Regions from separate parts of the Homo sapiens genome. Here region 1 is linked to region 2. Evidence: chromatin loops called from intact Hi-C (ENCODE). Cell type or tissue: Caco-2. All regions are shown on one strand. Each heading gives the region's core, and the rest is flanking DNA. Links, peaks and the distances in the headings are about the cores only.

What was found. Hi-C counts contacts between places; a loop is a spot of excess contacts. Peaks named below come from ENCODE experiments on the same cell type or tissue, not always from the same donor. Only the 100,000 strongest peaks of a DNase experiment are listed, where the experiment ranks them.
Region 1: it touches region 2 in a loop (4-fold over the local background); 2 of 110 quality-filtered maps call a loop at or near these places.

The regions. Positions count from the first base shown.
Region 1 is chr15:89,167,315-89,175,643 of GRCh38, reverse strand. The region is part of intron 5 of ABHD2 (abhydrolase domain containing 2, acylglycerol lipase); the gene reads right to left. Among named protein-coding and RNA genes, the nearest start is that of RLBP1, 50 kb to the left of the region's middle. RefSeq lists enhancers at 7,900-8,269, 7,179-8,329. In Caco-2, for the core only: a CTCF peak has its summit at 3,993; a DNase peak (open chromatin) is centred at 3,963.
Region 2 is chr15:88,875,352-88,883,680 of GRCh38, reverse strand. It overlaps HAPLN3 (hyaluronan and proteoglycan link protein 3), which reads left to right. Exons shown (of 5, transcript NM_178232.4): 3 at 1,956-2,324; 4 at 4,412-4,714; 5 at 5,425-6,387. The coding sequence ends at 5,711. ACAN (aggrecan) reads right to left here. Exons shown (of 19, transcript NM_001369268.1): 19 at 8,328-8,329. Among named protein-coding and RNA genes, the nearest start is that of HAPLN3, 16 kb to the left of the region's middle. RefSeq lists an enhancer at 4,556-5,131. In Caco-2, for the core only: a CTCF peak has its summit at 4,811 (motif pointing left); a DNase peak (open chromatin) is centred at 4,770.

The sequences.
Region 1 (8,329 bases), core at 202-8,201, 290 kb before region 2:
CACTGCTCTTTGGCTATCCAGACAGAAGTTCCCAGATGCCCCTTGGGATAAGAGGAAACAGGGCCTCAGCAGTGCCAAAGCGTGGAGGTACCATGTATCAAATGTACAATGCTTCTTAAAAGGTAGGTCACAAGAACCGTGTCTAGATAATCATGGATATCAAAGCAGATTTCAGGGTGTGCATGAGCACATATGCTCACACACAGACCTAAATAAAAGCTAGGCCAGCCTGGACAAAATGGTGAGACCCCACCTCTACACACTACAGGTGTGTCCTTGTAGTCCCCGCTACTTAGGAGGCTGAGGCAAGAGGATCCCTTGAGCCGGGGAGGCAGAGGCTACAGTGAGCCAAGATCGCATCACTGCACTCCAGCCTGGGTGACAGAGTGAGACCCTGTCTCAAAAAAATAAAATAAGTAAATAAATAAATAAATGCAAGAGCAAAATCCTTTGAGATTAGCTTCCTAGGCTACAAATTGGGATGCTATACCCATGTGTATGATGATTCATGGTGTTAAGAAAAGTAGCAAGTGGATGTTATTTACAGAATCTTCTTGACAGAGTTGGAAAGGAGAGGAAAGATAAACTTCAGTCCAGAGGGACTGCCAGGATGCTCTGTAGGATTAGGGTAAAACGTTCTTGGTGACATAGGGACAGGGTGCCAAGGGAGGCAGGCTCATTCAAAAATACACAGATGAGACCTCTTAACAGAGAGGGTTGTTTGGGCCTCATTTGCCCAGGAGAGATGATCTCAGCTGGTGTCCCCTTGGGAAGTTATTGAAGCCATGTTATGTCTCAGCAGCTTTGCTAAGAGGAGGAGGTGAATGGCCATATTACAAGTGAAGGGATTCATCACATCCTTCTAAGGCCCAACCTCAAACTCTGTAGGGAGCCAATTTAAAATCTAACATGGAAAGATAGGGATGTCGACGCAAAGCACATACAAAATAGACTGGCATGAGAAGAGTACGGATTTACAATGGAAACGGGAGTTGTTGACTTTGGCACCAGCTCAGAGGTTTTGGCATTCTTAATAGAGTTGAACAGCTCCTTCCCTAATCATCAAGCCATGGGGGAAAGTATCTTTTGAGCCTGGGGTAAACTCCCCTTATATCTGTCTTCTTTTGTGGTAGGATGTAGCCTAAGCCAGGCCGGCACAGCCCCATGCAGTTCTTAAGCTGCAGTGTGCATAGAATCACCTGGAGAGGGTGTTAGAAATGACCATTCCTGGGCCTCAACTCCAGAGAAGCTGATTCTGTAAGATGGGGACCAAGCCCAGGAATCTATAGTGACTTTGTTTTTGAGTAGGTAATTCATGCCCATGGTAGAAAATTCAAATGCTGTAAAAGATGGAGTGAAAGGTAAGTTTCCTATATTCTTTTTAAAAATACCAGTGGTAACATACACATTGTTCGGTGGCTCTTTTTTTCCCTTTACAATATGTCTGGCAATATTATGCATCAATACACTTGAAACTGCCCTATTCTTTTTTATTTTTAATGGGGTATAACATACATACAGGAAAATGCACAATCAATGAAATTTTACACATTTATACCCAGGTAAGCATTGCCCAGATGAAGACGCAGAATATTTTTGACACCCCTGGAGGCCTCCTCATGCCTCTTCCCAGACAGTATCCCCTATACTTTTGACTAATAATCATGATCTGGAAATGCTGGGGGCTTAGAAGGAGCTTAAGCAAGAGATGCCTAAAACTAAGGGAAAAACCGGGCCAAGAGCTGCTTCCTCCCAAACAGCAGGACCCAGGCACCAACTTTGAGAAGGCAGCCCGTCTCCCTCTCCAGTGAGATAGTAGAGGATCAAGCTGCTTATTTTTCTCCCTCTTACACTCAGCAGAGGCTGGGGCAGTTTGCAGGCCTTCAATAAAGAGTTGCTGAATTGAGTGGATTCTGATGACAAGGCCTCTGAATGGGCCCTGAGGACAGGGAAGGAACAAAAACCTGGTCCAGAAGGATCCTTGAACTCTTAACTTTGGAATGTGAAATGCCAGACTGTTGTCCCCACCGAAGTCAGATTCATTCAAGTTTCTTTTTGTTCGTTTGTTTTTGAGACAGAGTCTCGCTCTGTCACCCAGGCTGGAGTGCAGTGGCACAATCTTGGCTCACTACAACCTCTGCCTCTCAGGTTCAAGCGATCCTCCTGCCTCAGCCCCCTGAGTAGCTGGGGTTACAGGCATGTGCCACCATGTCCAGCTAATTTTTGTATTTTTAGTAGAGACAGGGTTTTGTCTTGTTGGCCAGTCTGGTCTTGAACTCCTGACCTCAGGTGATCTGCCTGCCTCCGCCTCCCAAAGTGCTGGGATTACAGGCATGAGCCACTGCCCTGGCCAAGTTTCTCTTTTTAAGAAGGTAGCAATGGAAGGAATATTATGCCTCCAGGGAATGCTGGATTTCAAAATGTAGCTGTGATATAAAAAAGGGGATGTGCAAACAAACAGCTGAGAGCACAATGAGCAATTAGCTGATATCAGCTTCTACACCACGCAACAAATAAAAAATTTAGAAATCCCAAAGGAGACATTTGTTCACCTCCCTTGGGCCATAACAGGCACTGAAAACCAGGCCTTAAAGGAGCAGCCTGGCCTCATGGCTAAGTGAAAAGGCCCTGTGGCCAGACTGCTTGGGCCTACCACTTAGTGGCCCCAAATGTTCTCAATTTCTCTTTGATGACAAGTAACCCCCGTATACAGGGAAAATCTTCAGCTTCCAGGCTCCTTTCTGGAGGCTTAGAACCTACAGGAATAGGATGAGGCCTGGGAATGGGAACTTTCAACAAACAGCCCAGACAATTTTTGTAGTGAGGAAACTGTGCAAAATACCGTTACCTTGGGTAAGTTACCAAACTCTCCTAGGTCTGTTTCATCATCTGTAAAATGGAAGTAACAAGAGTAAAGACTTCGTAGAGTTGTTTAGAGATGTGAATAAAGTGATATACATAAACAGCTTAGATCAGGGTCCAGAGCATAATAAGCATTCAATGTTAATGGCTATAACTGACTCTAATTATTTTCTCTTTTAAAAATATGTAAGTATACCCATGTTTATAGCAGCATTATTCACAATAGCCAAAAAGTGGAACCAACCCAAGTGTGCCTTGATGGATGAATGGATAAGAGCAATGTGGTACATGTGTACAATGCAATATTATTCAGCTTTAAAAGGGAAGGACATCCCGTCACATGCTACAGCATGGAAGAACCTTGAGGACATTATGCTACATGAAGTAAACCACTCACAAAAGGACAAATACTGTAGGATCCTACTTATGTGACATACCTGGACTAGTAAAATTTACAGATGGAAAATAGAATGGTGGTTGCCAGGGGCTAGGGAGTTGTTGTTTAATGGGTATAGTTTTAGTTTTGCAAGATGAAAAAATTCTGGAGATTGGCTGCAAAACAATCAATATACTTAACACTACTGAACTGTACACTTAAAAATGGTTAGGATGAAATTTTGTTATGTACATTTTATCACAATTAAAAATATATTTAAACAAGAGTGTAGCTGATCTAAAATTTAGGGTTTTCTCTAAAGTAGTGTTCTTCAACCTGATTGCACATTAGAATCACCTGGGGATTTTTTTTAAAAAAAAAGCAGGAAAAATATTTATTATAGGGTATTAAATGGCTTACTGAATCATTGAGAGAGTTAAAGAAATAGCCTCAAAGCCAAACACCTGGGGAGCTTCTAAAACACCCATACTAATGCCTGGGGCCTCCCCAGCTTCATTAAGTCAGAACGTCTGGGGGTGGGATCTGGCCATGGGTGTTCTTCTACAAGATCCTCAGGTGCAACCACTGTGGCTGTGGCGCACTGCTCTAAGGAACGAGGCTCTCTCCAGCTCAGACCAATGCGAGAAGGCATTTTTTTGAAGCACTCTCTCATCTCTGGGCCACCCCTTTTCAGACTCCCTTTCCTTTCTACTTGCAGTAAACAACCTTCACAGATGGGGGCGCTGCTTAGCCTTTCGGAAGCTTAGCCTGGTAGCAGTTTTCCAAACATTTCCTCAAAGCAAGGTTTCCACAGGTAGCACATCGCCGTTCAACACAACCAGGCGCTTCCTGTAGATCCACTAATACCTAACAAACAGAAAATTTAAATGCCTTTAAATCCATGTAACTGCTTTCTGGTAATCTTTCTTGTAAAGAGTGAATTGGAAAAGCTGCACGGAGGTTATATATTACTGCAAGAATGATGCTCTAGCTCAGTGGTTCTCAGAGTGTGGCCCCTGAGCAAGCAGCATCAGCATTGCCTGGGAACTGGTTCAAATGCACATTCTTGGACCTCACCCCAAACCCACGGAATCAGAAACTCAAGGGGCTCAATGAGCTTGCAGGACCTCACCTCCAGAGATTCTGATTCCACTGGTCTGGGTGGGCTGAGAAGTTGCTTTTCTAACAAGTTCTCAGGTGATGCTGACGTTGTTGGTCCAGAGACCACACTTTGAGAACCATTGTCCTAGTTGACAGAAAAGCTGGATGAAATCTTTTCTTTTTTCTTTTGGAGATGGAGTTTTGCTCGTTGCCCAGGCTGGAGTGCAGTGGTGCGATCTTGACTCACTGCAACCTCTGCCTCCCGGGTTCAAACGATTCTCCTGCCTCAGCCTCGTGAGTAGCTGGGATTACAGGCGCCCACCACCACGCCGGGCTAATTTTTGTATTTTTAGTAGAGGCGGGGCTTCACCATGTTGGCCAGGCTGGTCTTGAACTCCTGACCTTGTGATCCGCCCCCCTCGGCCTCCCAAAGTGCTGGGATTACAGGTGTGAGCCACCGCGCCCGGCCTCTTTTGTCTTTTAAAAGTGCAGCTCGAAAAGATGCTTCATGTCACTCATTGTTAAATAGATGCAAGTTAAAATGACACTTAGAAATCATTTTCCACTGCCCATGTTAGAAAAGATGAAGTTTGCCAATACCCAGGACTGGAAGAAGTGTGGGTAACAGGCCCTCTGGTCCATCCACTGTTGAGGGAGTACACATTGGTATAGGCCTTGGAAGGCAATGTGGTAACATCTGTTCATGTTTTTTAAAGTACAAACCTTTGGTCTAGTAATTCTGCCTTTGGGGACTTTATACTGCATATGTATGTAAACATGTACATGCAAGAATGTTCACTGCAGCATTTTGGTGTTTGTAGCAGCAAAGGTTTGGAAACAACCTAAATTTCCATCAGTAGAGGACTGGTTAAATGAAGGACTACACTGTGGTGAAAAAGGATGAATCTGGCCGGGCGCGGTGGCTGATGCTTGTAATCCCAGCACTTTGGGAGGCTGAGGCGGGTGGATCATTTGAGTTCAGGAGTTCAAGACCAGCCTGGCCAACATGGTGAAACCCTGTCTCTGCTAAAAATACAAAAATTATCCAGGCAGTGGTGACACGTGCCTGTAGTCCCAGCTACTTGGGAGGCTGAGGTGGGAGAATCGCTTGAGCCTGGGAAGGGAGGTTGCAGTGAGCCAAGATTGTGCCACTACACTCCAGTCTGAGTGACAGAGTGAGACCCCGTCTCCAAAAAAAAAAAAAAAAAAAAAAAAAAAAAAAAAGAATCTGATCTGACATGGAATGGCTCTGAGCCATCTTAAGGGATAAAAACAAGGGGTGAAACAGTGGGGCTGGCACCCTCTCCCGTGTTTGCTTGGGTTTTAAGGGATTACATACACACATATCTGACTGAATATTCACTGGGAAATTGCAGCAGATATTGATTTCCTGGGGAGAAAAACTGGGGGTCTAGGGTAGGAAAAAGATCTAGTTTCACTCATTGTATGTAGCCTTTGGCACAGTTTGACTGTTTTTCTCATGTGTATTTATTTCTTTTTAAATATGAATCTAACCAGTTTTAAAATCTAGCAAAAAAATAAGGGAAAAAAAGATGTTTACATTTCCTCAGGCCAGTTTCGACAATGCTAAAGACACCCAACATATCACTCATGCTGGAGCAATGGTTTGTGCTGGGGACATTATTTGCCTGCCTAAGAAATAGTACTGAGAAACTTATTTTAAATTGTTATTAAATATTTACTTCTCCACCGCTTCCTAAGGTTTCTGCCTAATTTTGTCATCTCTTAGCTAACTATATCTTTATGTTTGGTTCCAACATTGAATGAGACTCTATTAGATTATAAACTCCATGAAGCAAAGATATTCTTGCTCTTGTTCACCACTGTATCTGTGAGGCCAGATACTTGGTGGGCACTCAATCAGTGTTACCTAAATGAATGGATGAAACAACAGATGTACAGTGTTCAGCCTCTCTTCTAGGAACTTAAACACAGACAAGGAAGCAGATTTAAAGACATGAAATGACTTGTCCACCCTCACATAATGAGTAGGGCCATGTCTACTCATGACCGTGTCTACTCAAAGTCCAACGCTAGACTTTGGACCATGTCAACCCCAAAGCCCAAGCCCCTTGCCTTATATCACAAATCTACTTAGGTAATAGTACTCCAGAGATTTATGCTTCAATTATTAAACATCTTACTCCCCCCAACCATTTGATTCCTTTTATTATTTTTATTCTTATTTTTTTGAGACGGTCTCGCTCTGTCTCCCTAGGCTGGAGTACAGTGGCATGATCATGGCTCACTGCAGCCTTGACCTCCCCAAGCTCAAGACGTCCTTCCACCTTAGCCTCTTGAGTAGCTGGGACTATAGGCACATGCCACCAAACCCAGCTAATTTCTGATTTTTTGTAGAGATGGGCGAACTTGCCTGGGAGGTTCCACTATGTTGCCCAGGCTGGTCTCGAACTTCTGAGCTCAAGAGGTCTGCCCACCTTGGCTTCCTTTCCCAAAGTGCTGAGATTACAGGTGTGAGCCACTGCACCCAGCTTTGATTCCTTTTAGACCCATCTATCATTACTCAGGTTTGAGACTAATTATTTGAGACCTAGAGCAGATGTTCAGATGTCATTGGGACAGTTACAAAACTCAGATTTGCTACACTACTGAGGAGCAATTACAGCTAATTGTGTAGGCACTTTGGGAGCCTCAATTTAATTAAATCCAAACACATCTGATCTGGATAAAGGGCCAACCCTGCCTGATGTCAGACAGACTGCTGGATGTTCTGTGAAGAGATGCCACCTCTCCCATGCAAGGGAAGGGCAAAGACATGGTGCCCAGCTCCAGGATCAGCCTTCTGGAAGGTCCTCCTGGGACCTCCCCTGATGTCAGTTACCAAACACCTTTAGTGCCTGGGGCCTCTCCCTGGCCTGTTATTACTAACAGCTACATTAATCTGTTTTTAAATGAGGCTCTATGTATTTAATTCTTATGGGATTAGCACTAGGTAACTATATAATCTTGCTGCCGCTTTTTAAAGTAAGATGAAATCTGAAACACTAGCTGGGCCTTAGACAGATGAGTATTGCACGGCCATTTTGGAAAGGCAACTTGCTGGGAACAGAAAAGACCCCTCACCTTTTTCTCAAGCCCCTACACCTAAAGAAGGACAAGGCAAAGGCTGCCTGAAAGCTATTATTTCAACAGCCACTTCCCCAAATGACACTAGCATGACTAAATAGGCTAAAATACAGGGACTCGAGACTTGGTGTTCCTTGTGGATGGAGACTCTGAGTCATCTCTGTATGTTCCATGCCAGGCCCATGCATGGCATCTGTGGATATGCCACAAAATGTCAGGTGGATAAGAAGGAAGTTTGAATCGTCTGGAATAAAGGCACACAGTACTCGCCAGCATGAGTAAGCAGGGGACATGAAAGAGGTACTTGAATATCTTTCCCACTAAGTTTAGCCTAAGAGAAAAATACAGTTAAGCTAACATGGCTCGCTGACAGGTGGGCGGTTAGGGGCCTAGCAGCCCCTGTCACTTCCATAGTAAAAGTATGTGAGTCATTTCTTAAAGTCAAGGGGAAACTATCTTAAAGCTGAGTCATCCAGGAATACAATAGCTGTAGAAATAAAGTTAAGGCCCCTTTGTGCTATCAAATTAGTTGGCCTTGCCCTTATCTCTGAAATAAGGATTTTAAAAAATGAGTGTTTTCAGCCTTGTTTCCCCAGGTATAGGATGCCTAAAACTGCCCTCTTATGGCTAAAGGTTTAAGTATTCAGATATCATCCTGAAAGTGCAGAACTCACCACTCTTGGCCACTGTTCTGCTTTGGATATGACTCCCTGACACACTTCCTGAAGCTCCTGGCCCCTGGCTCTCAGCAGACGATCTTGCCAGGTGTTTTACTACGATGTCTGAGTTCTGCAAACTCACTACCTTCACTTTCACATTCTCTCTCTCCCTTCACCCATCTCTTCCTCCTCCCTTCCCATTGTGCCCTTCTGCCATTATAAA
Region 2 (8,329 bases), core at 51-8,050:
AATGATTGAATGTACATCTACCAGATTATTTTACATGGCTGTATAGTATTTTATCATATGGATGTACATTTTCATTTTATTCAGGTTAAAGCTTCAAAGGTAGTTTACTTAAGAGAGTTGGGAAGAACCAAGGAAGTGGCCCCTAAATGATAGCCCTGCTTCATATTTATTGGACACTTTCTGTGTGCCAGGCATCCTGCCTTACCTGATTTGAACCTTACCACAGCCCTCTGTAGGGACTGTAATTAACCCATTCTACAAATGGGGAAGCTGAGTCTTGACTTCCCTGGATTACACAGCTGGGAAAAGGTGGAACCAAGGGCAAGCCCGAATTGCCTGACTCCAAACCTCTGTACCTACTGCCTCTGCAGAGCAGGACAGCTCTAATCTGAATGAGCCTGAAAGTCCCCTGGAGGCTGGACCCCATTCCCAGAGTCTCTGAGGCACTGGGACCCCACAATGTGCATTTCTGACAAATTCCTGGTGATGCTAATGCTGCTGGCCCGAGGGCCACACTTGGAGACTTCTGCATATGGCAATCTGCTACATTAGGTATAGCTCTTTTTTAGCACGATTCCTCTACAGGGAACCTCCCTGTCTGTCTCCTGCTTACCCATGAGGCTGTCCCCTTGCCTCCACCTTTTTAATTAATTAATTTGTTTTTATTTTGTTTTTGGCAACAGAGTCTTGCTCTCTCACCCAGTTTGGAATGCAGTGGTGCGATCATGACTCACTGCAGCCTTGACTTCTGGGCTGAAACAATACTCCCACCTCAGCCTCCCGAGTAGCTGGGACCACAAGCATCTACCACCATACTCAGCTAGTTTTAAAAATTTTTTTGTAGAGACAGGGTCTCACTTTATTGCCCAGGCTGGTCTCAAACTCCTGGGCTGAAGCGATCCTCCTGTCCTGGCCTCTCAAAGTGTTGGGATTATAAGCGTGAACCACCGTGCCTGGCCCCTGTCCCCACCTTGAGTAAATCAAGCATGTCTTGAAGTCTAGACCCAAGAGAATGAATCAGTGAGGTCCCAACAGGGGCTCCCAAGTTAAAGATGAGGCAGCCTTAGCCTATGAACTTGATTCTTTTGTTGCATGTTGAGTTCTGTGTGTATTTGTAACTCTGAGCCGTGAGCGTAGTCTCCTTTAGAAGTTCTGCCCTTAGCTCAGTAGGCTGCTCCGTATTTGGGAAGAGTTATGGTGGACAGCTGGACCAGAGAGTAAAGCCAGGGCTGTGCTGTCCTCTGGCCAGTGTGGTGGGGAAGGAAACTCCGACGGATCCCTATCAGGGCCACTTGTCCTGGCCATGTACCTCATGTGGGGTGGCTCTTGTTGCCTGCTCCATTGGTTAGATTTTATGCATAGCAAACCACCCAAAACTTAGTGACTTCTTTAGGATGACAGCCATTTGTTTAGCTCATGATTCTGTGGGTCAGCATTTTGGAGTGGGCTCCATTTCTTCAGGTCTTGCGGTTGGGTCTTGCAGATGTGCCTGCCCATGGTGGGCAGGTCAGCTGGGGGCTGGTTGCTGTAGGATGGCCTCAGCTGGGGCGCCCTGTCTCTGTTCTGTGTATTCTCTCATCCTCTAGCAGGCAAGCCTGGCCATGTGCTCATGGTGGCTGGCAAAGTCCTAAAAAAAGAGTGGAAGCAGCAAGGCCCCCTGGGACCTATGCTCAGAGCAGGCATGATGGATAACAGTCACTTCCAAGGCATTCAGTTGGTCAAGCAAGTGGCAAGGCCAGCACAGATTCAAGGGGGTGGGGGAATAACTGTCATCTCTTGATGGAAGGAGATGCAAAGTCACATTGCAGAGCATGTGGATACAGGGAGGGGTGGAGCATGGTGGCCATTTTTGCAATCTGAGCCTGTAGGAGCCGTGGATGAGGGTGTGCGGTGGCCCTTGCAGGGGTACAGATGTGCTTCAGCAGGTCTCATCTGCACCCTGTCTCTCCCCCAAGACCTCCTTAATGGAGTGAAGCTGGTGGTGGAGACACCCGAGGAGACCCTGTTCACCTACCAAGGGGCCAGTGTGATCCTGCCCTGCCGCTACCGCTACGAGCCGGCCCTGGTCTCCCCGCGGCGTGTGCGTGTCAAATGGTGGAAGCTGTCGGAGAACGGGGCCCCAGAGAAGGACGTGCTGGTGGCCATCGGGCTGAGGCACCGCTCCTTTGGGGACTACCAAGGCCGCGTGCACCTGCGGCAGGACAAAGAGCATGACGTCTCGCTGGAGATCCAGGATCTGCGGCTGGAGGACTATGGGCGTTACCGCTGTGAGGTCATTGACGGGCTGGAGGATGAAAGCGGTCTGGTGGAGCTGGAGCTGCGGGGTGAGATGCTAACGGGGACTGGGTGACACTGGGACCTGAGAGCAGAGGGGAGAGGACCAGAGAAAACATCCAGACCTCTGTGCTTTAGACATTTAAAAGTACTTAATTCTCAAAACAACCCACATGGAAGCTACTGTTGTGACCCCCATTTTACAGGTGAGAAAACTGAGGCACAGAGAGGTCAAGTAACTTACCTAAGGTCACACAGCTTGTAAACGACAGAGCTGGGGTCTGAACCCAAGCACCCAGCCTCTAGAATCTGTTCCCCTCTACCCGCTGTAATTCACATCTCATTCAGAGAGAGGAAAACCAGAGCTGGTCCCACAGCTTATTAGAGACAGAGCTGAGATTTAAGCAAGGTTAGCGGGTAACACAAGCGAATGAGGCAGCCCACTGTGAGACGATGGGAGTGGTGGGGACTGGGCACACTCCTGAGCCCTTGTCCTGTGCCCAGGGAGCTCCCACACTACTCAGGCCCAGCTGATGATGCCACGCCAGAATGCAGACCCCACTGCCAAATTTTCTGGCTTGACAAGATAAGCTTATATTTTTATGTGAGATCTCCTGATTTTTATGTAAAAACCTCCTTTTTAAAAACAAAACAAAACAAAAAACAAACAAAAAGCCCCCCCAAAACCAAAAACAAAAACCCAGTGCTGTCCAAACCAGCCACACCCTGCAAGCCGGATCTTGTATGTGGGGTCCCTGTTTGATCTTTAATTTGTATTTACCTTCTCTGTCTCTAGGATGGGGCTGTGTGTCCTCACATCTCTCCCACATGTTAGGGAGGCAGTTCGGGGATAGAGGAAGGTGACCTGACTTTAGCCCCAGCCCGTCCCAGCTATGACATGTGGGTAAATGCCTCATCCCCCTTAGAGCCCTGGGCCTCTCAGGTGTAAAATGGGGTATCACAATCTTTCCTCCTTTACCTCCCTCAGAGGCAATGAGGATAAGATGTATGTCCTTAAAATGCGTTCTCTGTCTTTGCCACCAGTGTCCACATGGCTTACATGGTGGCTCAGAGGGGCCGCATTCCTCATTCTTGAAGTTGGGGTGGCAGTGGAGTTGGGGAGAACCTGCAAGAGTCATTGGTCTGGGGTCTGCAGGGGCAGCCTAGAGAAACAGGGAGCCCTCACCCCATTCCCGGGGCTTCAAGGGCTAGGAATTTGGGGTGGAACCAGGCATGAAATAGTCCCCCTGCAAACACACGTAGAGGCTGCAAGCTGACTGTCAGGGCCCATGGGCTTCTCTGCCGCCCAACCTGGCTTTGCCCAGGTGCCTGGCTTCCGGCCCTGGTGAGATCGGAGGTTTGGGGCTCAGGCTGTTCCTGGGTCCTTGGCCACACGGAGGAGATTCCAAAGTGTCCTTCCCAGACCCCTAGGGTCACCTCCACTCCCTAAGGTTTCATTGACTTGGTAGAGACTACATCTCAGAAGTTTAAAAACTTTTTATTAGAGTAAAATTTCAAACACGAACATATCTTTTCAGGGCCTGTGGCCTCTATCAGACCCTGACCACAAGGAGAGAAACCGCCTGCCCCAGACCTCCCTGCCCTTGAGCCTCCTTTATGGAAGGCCCTTCCCCAACCCTCTCCCCACGGCCTCTAGGGCCTCTCCTTCTCCTGAAAATCATCTGCCACACGTGGAAAGTTCCTTGCATTTTCCTAGGAAATTTCCACATTCATAATAACGTAGACGATCGGGTCCCAGCTAACGAGTGGGGAGCTGGGAGTCAAACCTGGCCCCTAGAGCCCAAAGCCCGGGCCTGTCTGGAGAAGATGGCACAGCCTCACTGGGGGTCTGGCGACAGCCTTGCGGATTAGGTTGGGGACATTGTTGGGGACATTAATGGACTAATTAATTACCTTAACTCATGGATGTTTTCTGAGTACTGCTGTGAACCAGCTGAGTCCCAGGAGAGAGGCGGCAACGGACAGGAGGTCAGAGGTTTGCTGAGTTTTTCTGAGGGATGGTGTATGTGTGTGTGTTGCAGGCAGCACATGTCCCAGTGAAGGTGGGAGGAGAGCGGGGTGTCCAGCCAGCTGGGCCCCTGGCCACCCCCTAAGCTCCTCTTTCCTTCCCCTGCAGGTGTGGTCTTTCCTTACCAGTCCCCCAACGGGCGCTACCAGTTCAACTTCCACGAGGGCCAGCAGGTCTGTGCAGAGCAGGCTGCGGTGGTGGCCTCCTTTGAGCAGCTCTTCCGGGCCTGGGAGGAGGGCCTGGACTGGTGCAACGCGGGCTGGCTGCAGGATGCCACGGTGCAGTACCCCATCATGTTGCCCCGGCAGCCCTGCGGTGGCCCGGGCCTGGCACCTGGCGTGCGAAGCTACGGCCCCCGCCACCGCCGCCTGCACCGCTATGATGTATTCTGCTTCGCTACTGCCCTCAAGGGTGAGTGGAATAGCCAAGCGCGGGCCTGTGGGTTTGGTGGCCACCTGGGACCTGTGAGAGGGCAGCTTCTGGGGAGCTCTGGCCCCCTCTGCTGGCTCTGCTGGTACTGCCACCTGGAGGCCAAGAGCACCAGCCACCCTAGAAGCAGCATCTGGTTGAGTTTTGAGTGCTTTGCTGCTGCTGCGTTATGCAGGGCATAAATCATTGGTTTCTTCATTCATCAAATGTTTACTGAGTGCCTACCATATGCTGGGGCCTAGACTAGGCTCTCGGGAATCACAGACGAATAAAACACAGCCTGTCTTCACAAAGCAGCTCATTTCGTAGGAAGATGAACAAGTAAAAACAGAAACTGGTTCAGTGTCATATGCCAAGCCCTTGGAAAAGTGTCTGACACATAGTAGGTGTTCAGTAAATGACCGAATGGGCAAGAGACTCTGACTGGTCCAGCCTAGGTGGGGTGCCCACCCACCTAAATAGGGAAGGGTGGTGGGGGAGTGCAGACATGTCTGGAGGGACCTGGGTTCTATGGCAGGTGGGACAGAGCTCTCTGGGACAGGGTGAAGATTAGAAAGTGTTCTCTGCAGATGCCTGCAGTATGGTAGCTCCCTGGGCTCAGACGGGTCTTTGGGGCTGGCATCTCTGCAGACCCCGCTGTGCTCTCTGGCTGCCCCCTGCGCTGTACGGCACTCACGCCCCCTTTCCCCCAGGGCGGGTGTACTACCTGGAGCACCCTGAGAAGCTGACGCTGACAGAGGCAAGGGAGGCCTGCCAGGAAGATGATGCCACGATCGCCAAGGTGGGACAGCTCTTTGCCGCCTGGAAGTTCCATGGCCTGGACCGCTGCGACGCTGGCTGGCTGGCAGATGGTAGCGTCCGCTACCCTGTGGTTCACCCGCATCCTAACTGTGGGCCCCCAGAGCCTGGGGTCCGAAGCTTTGGCTTCCCCGACCCGCAGAGCCGCTTGTACGGTGTTTACTGCTACCGCCAGCACTAGGACCTGGGGCCCTCCCCTGCCGCATTCCCTCACTGGCTGTGTATTTATTGAGTGGTTCGTTTTCCCTTGTGGGTTGGAGCCATTTTAACTGTTTTTATACTTCTCAATTTAAATTTTCTTTAAACATTTTTTTACTATTTTTTGTAAAGCAAACAGAACCCAATGCCTCCCTTTGCTCCTGGATGCCCCACTCCAGGAATCATGCTTGCTCCCCTGGGCCATTTGCGGTTTTGTGGGCTTCTGGAGGGTTCCCCGCCATCCAGGCTGGTCTCCCTCCCTTAAGGAGGTTGGTGCCCAGAGTGGGCGGTGGCCTGTCTAGAATGCCGCCGGGAGTCCGGGCATGGTGGGCACAGTTCTCCCTGCCCCTCAGCCTGGGGGAAGAAGAGGGCCTCGGGGGCCTCCGGAGCTGGGCTTTGGGCCTCTCCTGCCCACCTCTACTTCTCTGTGAAGCCGCTGACCCCAGTCTGCCCACTGAGGGGCTAGGGCTGGAAGCCAGTTCTAGGCTTCCAGGCGAAAGCTGAGGGAAGGAAGAAACTCCCCTCCCCGTTCCCCTTCCCCTCTCGGTTCCAAAGAATCTGTTTTGTTGTCATTTGTTTCTCCTGTTTCCCTGTGTGGGGAGGGGCCCTCAGGTGTGTGTACTTTGGACAATAAATGGTGCTATGACTGCCTTCCGCCATCCCCAGCCCTTTTCTGTGTCTCCATCTCGTTCGGTCTCAGGGCGCAGCCCCCTGCCTGGTGGGTGTGGTGGGGGCAGTTCTAGCCCAGGCTTCATAGGTTGGCTGGGTCAGGTCCCTGGGGTGAACAGGGAACTCTGCGGGCTGGTTCTAGCCTTGCCTGCTCAATGGTTCACCCGGTCCTGGGTGCTGGCCTAGTGGCAGAGGACCTGGCTTCTGTCTTCACCATCCCCACCCCTTGGCAGTGCGTCTGTCTGTGTGAGGCTCAGCAGAAGAGCCAGAGGTGTCTGTCAGAAGACAGAGGAGGCTACGCCCTCCAGAGGACCTCAGAGGCCAGGGATCTAGGGGCCAGTGCTCCGTGTGCCTCACCCTCTGCCTCCCACTCCCACCCCCGCCTCAGGAAACTTGACTTGTTGCCTTGCGCAGGAACGCCTCTGCCACTCACCAACCAGTTATTCCTTCGGTTCTTCCCTTAGCTCAGTGCTCCTCATAGTGTGGTCGGCAGCATCAGCATCACTGGGATCTTGTTAGAAGTGCAAATTCCTGGGCCCCAGCAGAGACCTGCTGAGTCAGAAAGTCTGGGGTGTGGACCGGCACCCTCTGTTGTCACCAAAGCCCTTTAGGTGATTCTGATGCACGTTCAAGTTTGAAAACCACTGACAGTCGCACCACCAACTAATCAGTTAATGAAGTAATGATTGAGCGCCTACTATGTGACCAGTGCTGTACACTCTACTTTGGCCCACTGTTCTTTCTAGAGGTAGAGATGCAAGTATGTATATATATACGAACAAACAGCTGTACACACGCCCACGCCTGAAAAGATACCAGGACCCAGGAACTCACACTGGCCTGCAAGAACCAACACACACACATATTCACACAGACTCAATGGCGTGTCCAGCGACTGTGACGAGGGAGGCGTCTGAGGAGGTGGCACTGGTGGAAGGATACTGCCTGGCATGCGTGTGTGGGCTCAACTCTCAAGGTTTGTCAGGGGAATCCGTAAACAATTAGAATTGTTTTCATTGCTATTCTACAGTGTACTTTTTTTATTTTTTATTTATTTTTTATTTTTTTGACAGAGTCTTGCTCTGTTGCCCAGGCTGGAATGCAGTGGTGCGATCTTGGCTCACGGCTCACTGCAACCTCCACCTGCCGGGTTCAAGCAATTCTCCTGCCTCAGCCTCCCGAGTAGCTGGGATTACAGGTGCATGCTGCCATGCATGGCCAATTTTTGTATTTTTTTAGTAGAGACAGGGTTTCACCATGTTGGCCAGGCTGGTCTTGAATTCTTGACCTTGTGATCCACTGGCCTCAGCCTCCCAAAGTGCTGGGATTCCAGGCGTGAGCCACTGTGCCCGGTCTCTATAGTGTACTTAAGGGCAGGATGCCCAGACCTTTTTGCTAGTAGCTGGCAAGCAGTTTACCTTGAAAATGTGTAAGCAAGATTCACTGTTCTCAGACTGTCTGCAGTTTGTTTTTTCCTTCCCTTCTTATAAATCCTGATTTTTGCCTCTGTTCTTGGATTCAGTCTACCAACCCACCAGAGCAGTGTGATCACAAAGAACCAAAGCATGCAAGGTGACCAGATGTCTGGCTTGAGTTGCTCTTTGACAGTGCCCACTTGTAAATCCATATGGCACCGACTGACGCATGTCACACGTGACAGGCACAGCCAGGTACACACATGTAGAGACATATCACATGTGCTTACATGCAGATCATCTACCAAACACATTGGGACCCTAGGAAAAATAAAGCACGACAGATGTGACTGTCCTAGGCGCTCTGAACAGACCAGAGTCACAGAGTCACACCAATTTGAGATCATTTGATCAAAACCTGTCTCCACTGCCACCATTCCTAAGACCCCTTTGGGGGACTCCGGGTCATGATTGCCTTCTTCTTAAATTAAAAGAGGGAAAAGAAAAGAGATAGATC